2 separate regions of the Homo sapiens genome follow, and region 1 is linked to region 2. The links are chromatin loops, found by intact Hi-C in ENCODE. Cell type or tissue: Caco-2. All regions are shown on one strand. Each heading gives the region's core, and the rest is flanking DNA. Links, peaks and the distances in the headings are about the cores only.

Evidence for each region. Hi-C counts contacts between places; a loop is a spot of excess contacts. Peaks named below come from ENCODE experiments on the same cell type or tissue, not always from the same donor. Only the 100,000 strongest peaks of a DNase experiment are listed, where the experiment ranks them.
Region 1: it touches region 2 in a loop (8-fold over the local background); 1 of 110 quality-filtered maps calls a loop at or near these places.

The regions. Positions count from the first base shown.
Region 1 is chr14:44,447,495-44,451,896 of GRCh38, forward strand. All of the region lies in intron 2 of LINC02277 (long intergenic non-protein coding RNA 2277), which reads right to left. Among named protein-coding and RNA genes, the nearest start is that of LINC02277, 32 kb to the right of the region's middle. RefSeq lists an enhancer at 1,512-1,806 and a silencer at 2,899-3,099. In Caco-2, for the core only: no CTCF peak of the experiment used is centred there; DNase peaks (open chromatin) are centred at 1,507, 1,757 and 2,347.
Region 2 is chr14:44,391,714-44,396,115 of GRCh38, forward strand. LINC02277 (long intergenic non-protein coding RNA 2277) reads right to left here. Exons shown (of 3, transcript XR_001750743.3): 3 at 818-2,025. Among named protein-coding and RNA genes, the nearest start is that of LINC02307, 7.9 kb to the left of the region's middle. In Caco-2, for the core only: no CTCF peak of the experiment used is centred there; no DNase peak of the experiment used is centred there.

The DNA.
Region 1 (4,402 bases), core at 239-4,238, 56 kb after region 2:
TATTGTTACAGGCACATACTCCTAAATTAGGTATTCAATCTCGTCTGCCTATTAAGCTAAGTTGCAGTTCATTCACAAGGACTCAAATATGGAAGTATGGAGTCCTTCTCAGGCCGTATTTAGTTTGCTTTAACAGTGGATTCAAAGATTTTCTGATTGGAAATTGTCTGAAAAAGTTAAATTATTATCTAAAGACCTGATTCAATAGAAAGGAGTGTCTGGGTTAAGACCATGGGTTGTGGGCTGGGTGCGGTGGCTCACGTCTGTAATCCCAGCATTTTGGGAGGCTGAGGTGGGCAGATCACCTGAGGTTAAGAGTTCGAGATCAGCCTGGCCAACATGGTGAAACCCCGTCTCTACTAAAAATACAAAAATTGGCTGGGCGTGGTGGCAGACACCTGTAATCCCAGCTACTCAGGAGGCTGAGGCAGGGAAGCGGAAGTTGCAGTGAGCCAAGATCGTGCCATTGCACTCCAACCTGGGTGACAAGAGTGCAACTCTGTCTCAAAACAAAGAAAAAAAATAGATAAGGGATTGTAGAGACCAAAGTCTTTATTATAAAGTCTTACAGGTGGCTGCCCTTAGAGGCAAGAGATACCAAAAGTTTCCTATTCTGACCTTTAAAAAGTGTTAGACTCTCAGCTAATCTCTTTGGGATCAGAAAAAGACCTGGGAAGGGGATTCTCTACAAAGCATAAATATCCCCCACAAGAGAGTTTTGTGAGGCCATTTCAAAATATGTCAAAGAAATAAATTTTAGGGTAAAATACTTTGATTTATTTCAGGGCCTGCTATCTGTCATGTGATGCTATACTACAGTCAGATTGGAATTTTTTATCTTCTTACTACAAACAGTCAGTTTTGTCAGTCTAAAGATCCGTTTTAATGTTAGTGCTGGTTGGTTGTGTCTGAATTCCAAAGGGAGGAGAGTATAATGAGGCATGTCCAACCCCCTTCCCATCATGGCCTGAAATACTTTTTCAGATTTCTTGGGAATCCCATTGGCCAAGAGAGGAGTCCATTCAGTCTGTTGGAGGGCTTAGAAATTGATTTTTGGTTTGCAGAAGAATGGAGAGAAGCTGAGTTCTCAGTTAAAGGAGGGGATGGAAGGCGTTGGGGAGTGTGTGACAGGAAATACAAAGATAGGCTTCTGGATAAGTTAATACATGCAGCAAGTTAAGAGTAACTACTACTCATGTTGTAGAAAATCAGGAGGGCAAGGGAGACCTCAGGGTATAGCAGGAGAATCTTTTATTGAGTGCACTCCAGCCCAGCTGACTCAACGTCCAAAAAACTGGGCCCAGAACAAAATCAAGGTTTTGCTTATATACCTACTCCTAAGTGGCGCAAATGCGAATGTACAGAGGCAAGACAAAGGCCGTTAATCAAACTAAGACAAGCTTATAACTCAGGTTTAGTATACTCATTACTATGCAGCCCAAATGGTCGTTATCTGGTTAGTTCAAAGGAGTTTCACAAAGACTCATCTTGCGACCCCTACCACGGTGCCTAGCTGGCTACAAGCTAGAACTGCTCAGGCTATACTGCTTAGATCAAGAAGCAGGAACCTACAATCATTAACTATAGGAAAAACAGAAACTCATAAAACTTACAGAGCAAGGAGCAAGGTATAGTTTACATAGCAGAGGGGATGGGATTCAAGGGGGAAGTTTACTTACACTAAAGGAGAGATAGGAACACTTATCTCTTCACATCCTTATGTTGAGGGAGTGTTGGGAGAGTCTTCAGAGCACGTTCCTCTGAGCTGTGGCTCTTAGATAACGTTATCGAAACTTTGCCTGTTACTGCCTTTGAAATGAATCAGCCTAACACAGGTAGCTTGTTTTTTTCTCTTTTTTAATCTCTATTTTCTTTCTTTCTTTAATTTTTTTCCCTTTTTTCCCTCCTCACTTATTAAATATTTATGACACTGCTGGAAATGCAAAATGCTTGCTCCTCAGTGCCGTGAAGGAATAGCACTTGAATGTAAATTTAATTCTCTCAGCAAGGCAATTTTTACTTCTATAGAAGGGTGTGACTCACAAATGGGGTAATGGCGAGAACACACCTGGACAGGGGAAGGGAAGGAGCTCTTATTCCTGACGCAGGTAGCCCCTACTGCTGTGTTGTTCCCCTACTGGCTAGGGCTGGACTGCACAGTCTTAGCTAATTCCGACTGGCTATTTTAAAGAGGGCAGGGGTATAAGCCAGAGTGGTGGGGTAAGTGGTTTGGAGGGAAGGATGGTTAGGAACAGGTAACTAGAGGTGACTTAGGTTAGAGCAGGTGACCAGGAGTAACTTGGGTCAAAGCAGGTGACTGGGATGAGTCAGGATGGGGCAGGTGACCGGGGTGACTTAGGTCAAAGCAGGTGACCGGGATGAGTCAGGACAGAGCAGGTAACCAGGGAACAGATGTGAACTACTGATTAGGACTGGCAGGAAAGTTGTTTACTGAAACTGGAAGCAAGGGAAGTAAGAGAACCAGGAAGTTAAACTTTAAAATGGGGAATCAAAGAGTAAGAGAGCTGAACATACTGACATACTGATTCTTTGAAGAGAAACTTGAGATTCATTATATTTAACTGTCATGCGCATCCATGTGAAGAGACCACCAAATAGGCTTTGTGTGAGCAATAAAGCTTTTTAATCACCTGGCTGCAGGCAGGCTGAGTCCGAAAAGAAAGTCAGCAAAGGGTGGTGGGATTATCGTTAGTTCTTATAGGTATGGGATAGGTGGTGGAGTTAGGAGCAATTTTTTCATGGGCAGGGGCTGGATCTTACAAAGTACATTCTCAAGGGCAGGGAGAATATTACAAAGTACCTTCTAAAGGGCGGGGCAGAATATTACAAAGTACCTTCTTAAGGGCGGGGCAGAATATTACAAAGTACCTTCTTAAGGGCGGGGGAGGATATTACAAAGTACTTTCTCAAGGGTAGGGAGGGTGTATCATGTAAAGTACATTCACAAGGGCAGGGGAATATCACAAAGTACATTATCACATTATCACAAGGGCCTGGAGGGTGTATTGTCACAAAGTCAATTGACAGTTAGGGTGGGGCAGGAACAAATCACAGTGGTGGAATGTCATCAGTTAAGGCAGGAACTGGCTATTTTCACTTCTTTGGTGGACCTACAGTTGCTTCAGGCCATCTGGATGTATACGTGCAGGTCACAGGGGATATGATGTCTTAGCTTGGGCTCAGAGGCCTGACATTAAAGACACTGTGTTTGCTGAGTGTTATATACTCAATACATCCCCTGAGGAAGCCACTATTAATTATTACTATTGTCAAAGAAACAAAGCTTCTATCATGTTTGGATTTGAATCCACTGGAAATACTTTATGTTGTTATTGCTATTGCTCGCTGAAGGCCCTCAGGGAAACTCAGGTTGGAGCCCATTCTGCTTACCCAAGGCTGGTAAGTTCATTTACAGCTCAAAGGAAGAAATGTCATCTCCTAAACCAAATCTATTTGATAAATTAAATGAAAATATAAGGCTTCCCAGTGCTTGCCTATGAAGGTTAAGTTCCAGAAAAATTAAACAGGGAATTTTAAATGTCTTAAGAAGAATTTGTCTTGTCTTCTTAAAAAGGAAGCACCTGCATTCCTTCTCAGGGTTATATCAAGAGACGGAGTCCATATATATTTAAAGTTAAGTATGGCCTTTTCCCCACATGTCTGCTCTTACGGGAGTAATCATCTTTGATTGTGTACCCCTGTGATATTTAAAATACCTGTTTGGTCTGCATCCATGTTTCCTGGTATACAACTTTAAAAATCCTTGGAATTTCCAAAGTGCTATCTTTTTGCATGCTAATGTTGGCTGATAGCTTCAGGGTGGGGATGATCACCTGAGACAAAGGCATAATTAAAGTGTTGGGACTTTCAGCCCCAACCCCCAGACTCCTGAGAAAGGTAAGGACTGAAGGTCAAGCTGATCAGCAATGGCCAATGGTTTAATTATTTAGGCCTACTTAGTGAAGTCTCTATAAAAACCCAAGAGGACACAGTTCAAAGAGCTTCTGGATAGGTGAACATATGGAGGTTTCTGGAGGAGGGTAGGCCCAGGGAGGACATGGAAGCTCTGTGCCCCTTTTCACATACTTCATCCTATGAGTCTCTTCATCTGTATCCTTTGTAATATCCTTGACAATAAATGATAAACCTAAGTGTTCCCTGATTTTTGTGAGCCAATCCAGCAAATTAAAACCCCAAATTGAAGACCATCAATCAGAAGTTCCAGGCCAGGCATGGTGGCTCACACCTGTAATCCTAGCACTTTGGGAGGCCAAGGCAGGTGGATTTCCTGAGCTCAGGAGTTCAAGACCAGCATGGGCAACATGGTGAAACCTCATCTCAACTAAAATACAAAAAATTAAACGGGTGTGGCAGCATACAC
Region 2 (4,402 bases), core at 240-4,239:
TGTGTATCTTGAAAGTCAGCTACTGTGTTAGCAGTGTGAGTACCTCGTAACACCATGCAACAAGAAGCCCAAGCCATGTGGAGAGGCCAGGAAGATGAGATACAATGTGGAAAGAGAGAGGCCAAGAAGCACCAAAGCACTAGATATGTGCATGAGAAACCTACCTTGGATGGTCCACACAAGAAAAAGGAGTTTGCAGATGACTCTAGTTCTAGCTGCTATCTGGGTGTGACAATGAGCAACACCCTGAGAACTTACCACCTAAGCCCAGGCAATCCACAGAATCATGGGATATAGTAATGTCATTGTTTTAGGTTACTATGGGGGATGTTGTTACATAGATAACCAGAACTGTGCTATTCATATATTCAAGGTTTTATAAAGTCTTACTCTTCATTGCCAAGGCTTCATTGAATATTTATAGGTTAAAATATTTGAAATTACAATTTCCCAAATAATGTTCTAAATATAAAGCCACTGAGCAATATGTAGATGGACAGTCATCAAAAGATGATTTGGAAAAATGACATAGAACAATAAATTTTAGTGGCTCTCCACCTTCTTCAGCTGGAATACATCTGAGGGATACAGCACATTACTATCAATTGCATCAATTGCTATCAACAACAACAGGAGTTTTAGTTTAAAAAGACCCAAAGACTATTTACTGTCAGATCCTTCAGTTAATCATCATGAAAATATTAAATAAAAAATAACCATATTCACACTTTCTTGTCCATAGTGAAGAGTGCTTGGTGAGTTTAAAGAGAGACTTTTTAGTGATACTCATTTATATAATTTCTTAACAAGACGATGGTCATCTTTAAACCAAACTTTATTTTCAGACGTTTGACTAGCTCTACCCATCATGAAATGTAGTTTGTGAAATTGTGATGTTCACAATCCCAAATCCACTTCTTTCCAGCTGCATGACCTTGGATAAGTTCTTTAATCTCTTTGTGCTTTAGTTTCGTCATCTGAAAAAAAAAGGAATAATAATAGTATCTACCCCCTAAAGTGGTAAGGAGGATTAAGTCAGTTAATAATGCATAATAACAGTTTCTGGAAGTAGTAAGCATCATATAAATGTTAGCTTAATTATTTTTTATCTCATTCATTACATTAGGAACACCTGATTGTAGAATGGCCATAACAAATCCTGGTATCAAATGGATTTCACTAGACAAATAGCCTAAATTCTCCTTAGAGTTAGATAAATGGAAAATACTTATTAAATAGGATTCTAAGTAGTGATTACTCCTATCACTCTTTTGATCAGTCTTATCAAAAGCAAGCAGAGCACTTTAATTCCAACTTATTGTGTAACTTTTAAGGAAGATACCCTAACCCAGAAATGTCAAATCGAGCTGACTGAATGAATTAGTACATTGCCTCATCCAAAATGAACACCATGATCCCAGCTAACTTGATGAGGAGTTTTAGCTGGACTTTCAGATTCTTTTAAAGGGGAGTAAAGCTGTTCATTGAAATGTACTTTGCCTGGTCAAATATTTGATGCAGTAAAAAGCAGTCATAAAAGCTGAAACTAAGACTCAGATCCCATGCCAATCATTCTAAAAAAGCAAGCACCAAAGACTGTTTCCTAGAATTTTACCATTTTTTAAAGAGAATATCATACAGATGCTATATTTGTAGTTTATGCTTCACGATTCAGTGCTTTTTCCTGCTAACTATTGAAGCTGAGAAGCTCAACATTCACACACACACACACACACACATACGCACACAAATAATACTAACAATGACAGAATCGAAAGTTCTTTATCCAACATCCATTCTTCCCTTCAGCCTTAGTAATTGAATTACAGTTTAAAAAACAGCAAATATGTATGATAAACATTTATTTTCATTTAAAATGTATAAGCAAAGACTACTTATTCTACTCTCTTTTGATGTAGTGCCAAAGTCTTTTCTTTGAATGTCTCCATCGATTGCAATTCTCCACTGTCTTTCTTTCATAAATCACTCTCATAATTCATCTTCTACAATGTCCAGTTTCAGTGTCTTTGAAGAGAAAAGAAGACATTTGTTAGGGAATTAATGCATATCCTTTCATAGTTTGACAATTTTTTTTCCAGGCTTTCACAATTTCCTCCCCACATCTAATTTGGCAATATTTTTAAAAAATAAAATTTGCCTTCATTGTGTATTTCCAAAGAATAAACTTTATTTTCATTTCAACTACTTTACTTTTTACTAACTTGAATACTGTGGGTTTAGATAATATTTGTAAAATCACATAATTCTATCAGAATGTCTGAAATACACAGGTTTGGGAACAAATATAACTGGATCTTACCAAGCCAAAAAAAAAAAAAGTACTGAATAAGTGGGAATAAAAGTGAGCAGTCACATTTGAGATGAGCCTCATAATTGTCAGGATTCAGCATGCACATTCATCATCAGAATATCTGATAGACATAATGCAGAGTTTAGGTTTATCTCTTAGTTTTGTGCAAAAGTAACTGCAGTTTTTGACTTTACATTATGGCAAAAACTGCAATTATTTTTGCACCGAACAAGTAGCAATGATTAAGTAGAAGTTGCATATGAGAGATTTCACCCCTAAAGATATTTTATGGATTTTTCAAAAAATATTCCCTACCCTCTTCTTAATCATAGAAAATATTTTTAAAATATGTATATTTCTAAAGCAGACTATCTTACTGTTTTTGATGTTGGTGTTTATAAAGAATAACAAACCCTTGAGACATATTCACATGTCTTTATTCCTAGGAGGATAATCAGCTATTAGTCACTGTTATGGGTTAAATTGTAACCCTCAAAAAGTCATATGTTGAATTTCTAATCCCAGTACCTCAGAATGTGACCTAATTTGGAAAAAAGATCATTGCAGGTATAATTAGTTAAGATGAGTTCTTAGTAGAGTAGGGTAGGCCCTGAATCCAGTATTACTGGTGTCCTCATAAAATGGGGAAACTTGAAAATAGACACACATCCAGGAAGAATACCATGTGAACATAAAGGAAGAGATAGAGGTGATGCACCTACAAGCCAAGGAATGCAAAGATTTCCATCAAACACTGGAATCCTGTTGTTTCAGCCACTCAGTTTGTGGTACTTGGTTACAGCAGTCCTAACAAACTAATACAGTCCATCTTTAGATCAATTTATCCTTAGCTTACAGTCATATTAAGCTTAAATCTGACTTCATCTGGTTTCTATTTATGTCCTTCTCTGCAGCTTCTTACAATTTGTCAGGTCTTCTCTTTTCTAGGTAGGTAGCCTCTTGACTTGAAAATGTTTCTTCATATCATATTATTTCGCTATCCTGATCTCTCTTCTAATGCATTCCTAAAAATACAGTCTTATGCATAAAATTAAAAATAGCATGTGACCTGCCTAATGCAAAGTAAGGCAAAGAATAAATCACCTATCTTCCAAACATGATTTTTTTGTAATGACACAGCCCAAGGTGCAATCATGGCAGCACATTAAACTGCTTACCCTCATTGAACAAAAATCTTAGTTTCCACACATGCTTTTTCTAAGCCATGTCTCTTCTGTATTCTTTGTTGGAGCTGATTTTTTTGATCCAATGATAAAACTTTAATGTTTAATCCCGAGAAACTTCATTTTGCTGCTCTGCCACATCATTCTAGCACATCAAGTTTAGCTTAGAACCTGATTCATTTAGTTAAGTCATTAGGAAAAAAAAGTTGACGTACAGGGAAAGGATAGATTCCCTAAGCCACATTACCAGAAACTTTCTCCAAGCCAAGTTTATCTGTTACGTAGCAATCTGGGATATACCTTATCAGTCAGTTTCCAAGAAATGTAGCTGTGCTAACACCAAGTACATATCTCTTCAAAAGTTTAAAGAAAGGTTATATTACTTTAATAAATACAAATAAATTATATCTCTATCCTTCCCCTGATCTACCAGCCTAACAATTCTGTCAAAAAAAGGACATGAAGCTAATTCAGCATCACTTGTTTTTGGAGAAACCAGGCTGAGTCTTAGTGATCTCTGCTAAGTAATGTAACACATTTCTTCATTTCTTAAGAAATTGACTTCCAAATTTAGCTGAAATCACATTAGAATTCATTATATGACTTTTTCTTCATAAATCTAAATGAACTGCAAAGTTTAACATTTCAATATAATCATGATAAAATTAAATCTTAGTTCATTTTAGAAAGTTAACTTGAAATTGCCTAAAGAATGAATAGAGTGCATTTTTCAATGAAAAATGTTTCTAGCTTGCAGTAATGCAGCTTTTTCAGTCATATAAATAGAAGCTACCAAATATGCTTTTGAAAAAATACGATTTATTTCAGAATTGAATTACTGACTTAGAACTTCAGTGCTGTCTTCTTTACAGACATTTAGCGTACTTTATCCTAATCTTACTTCTAA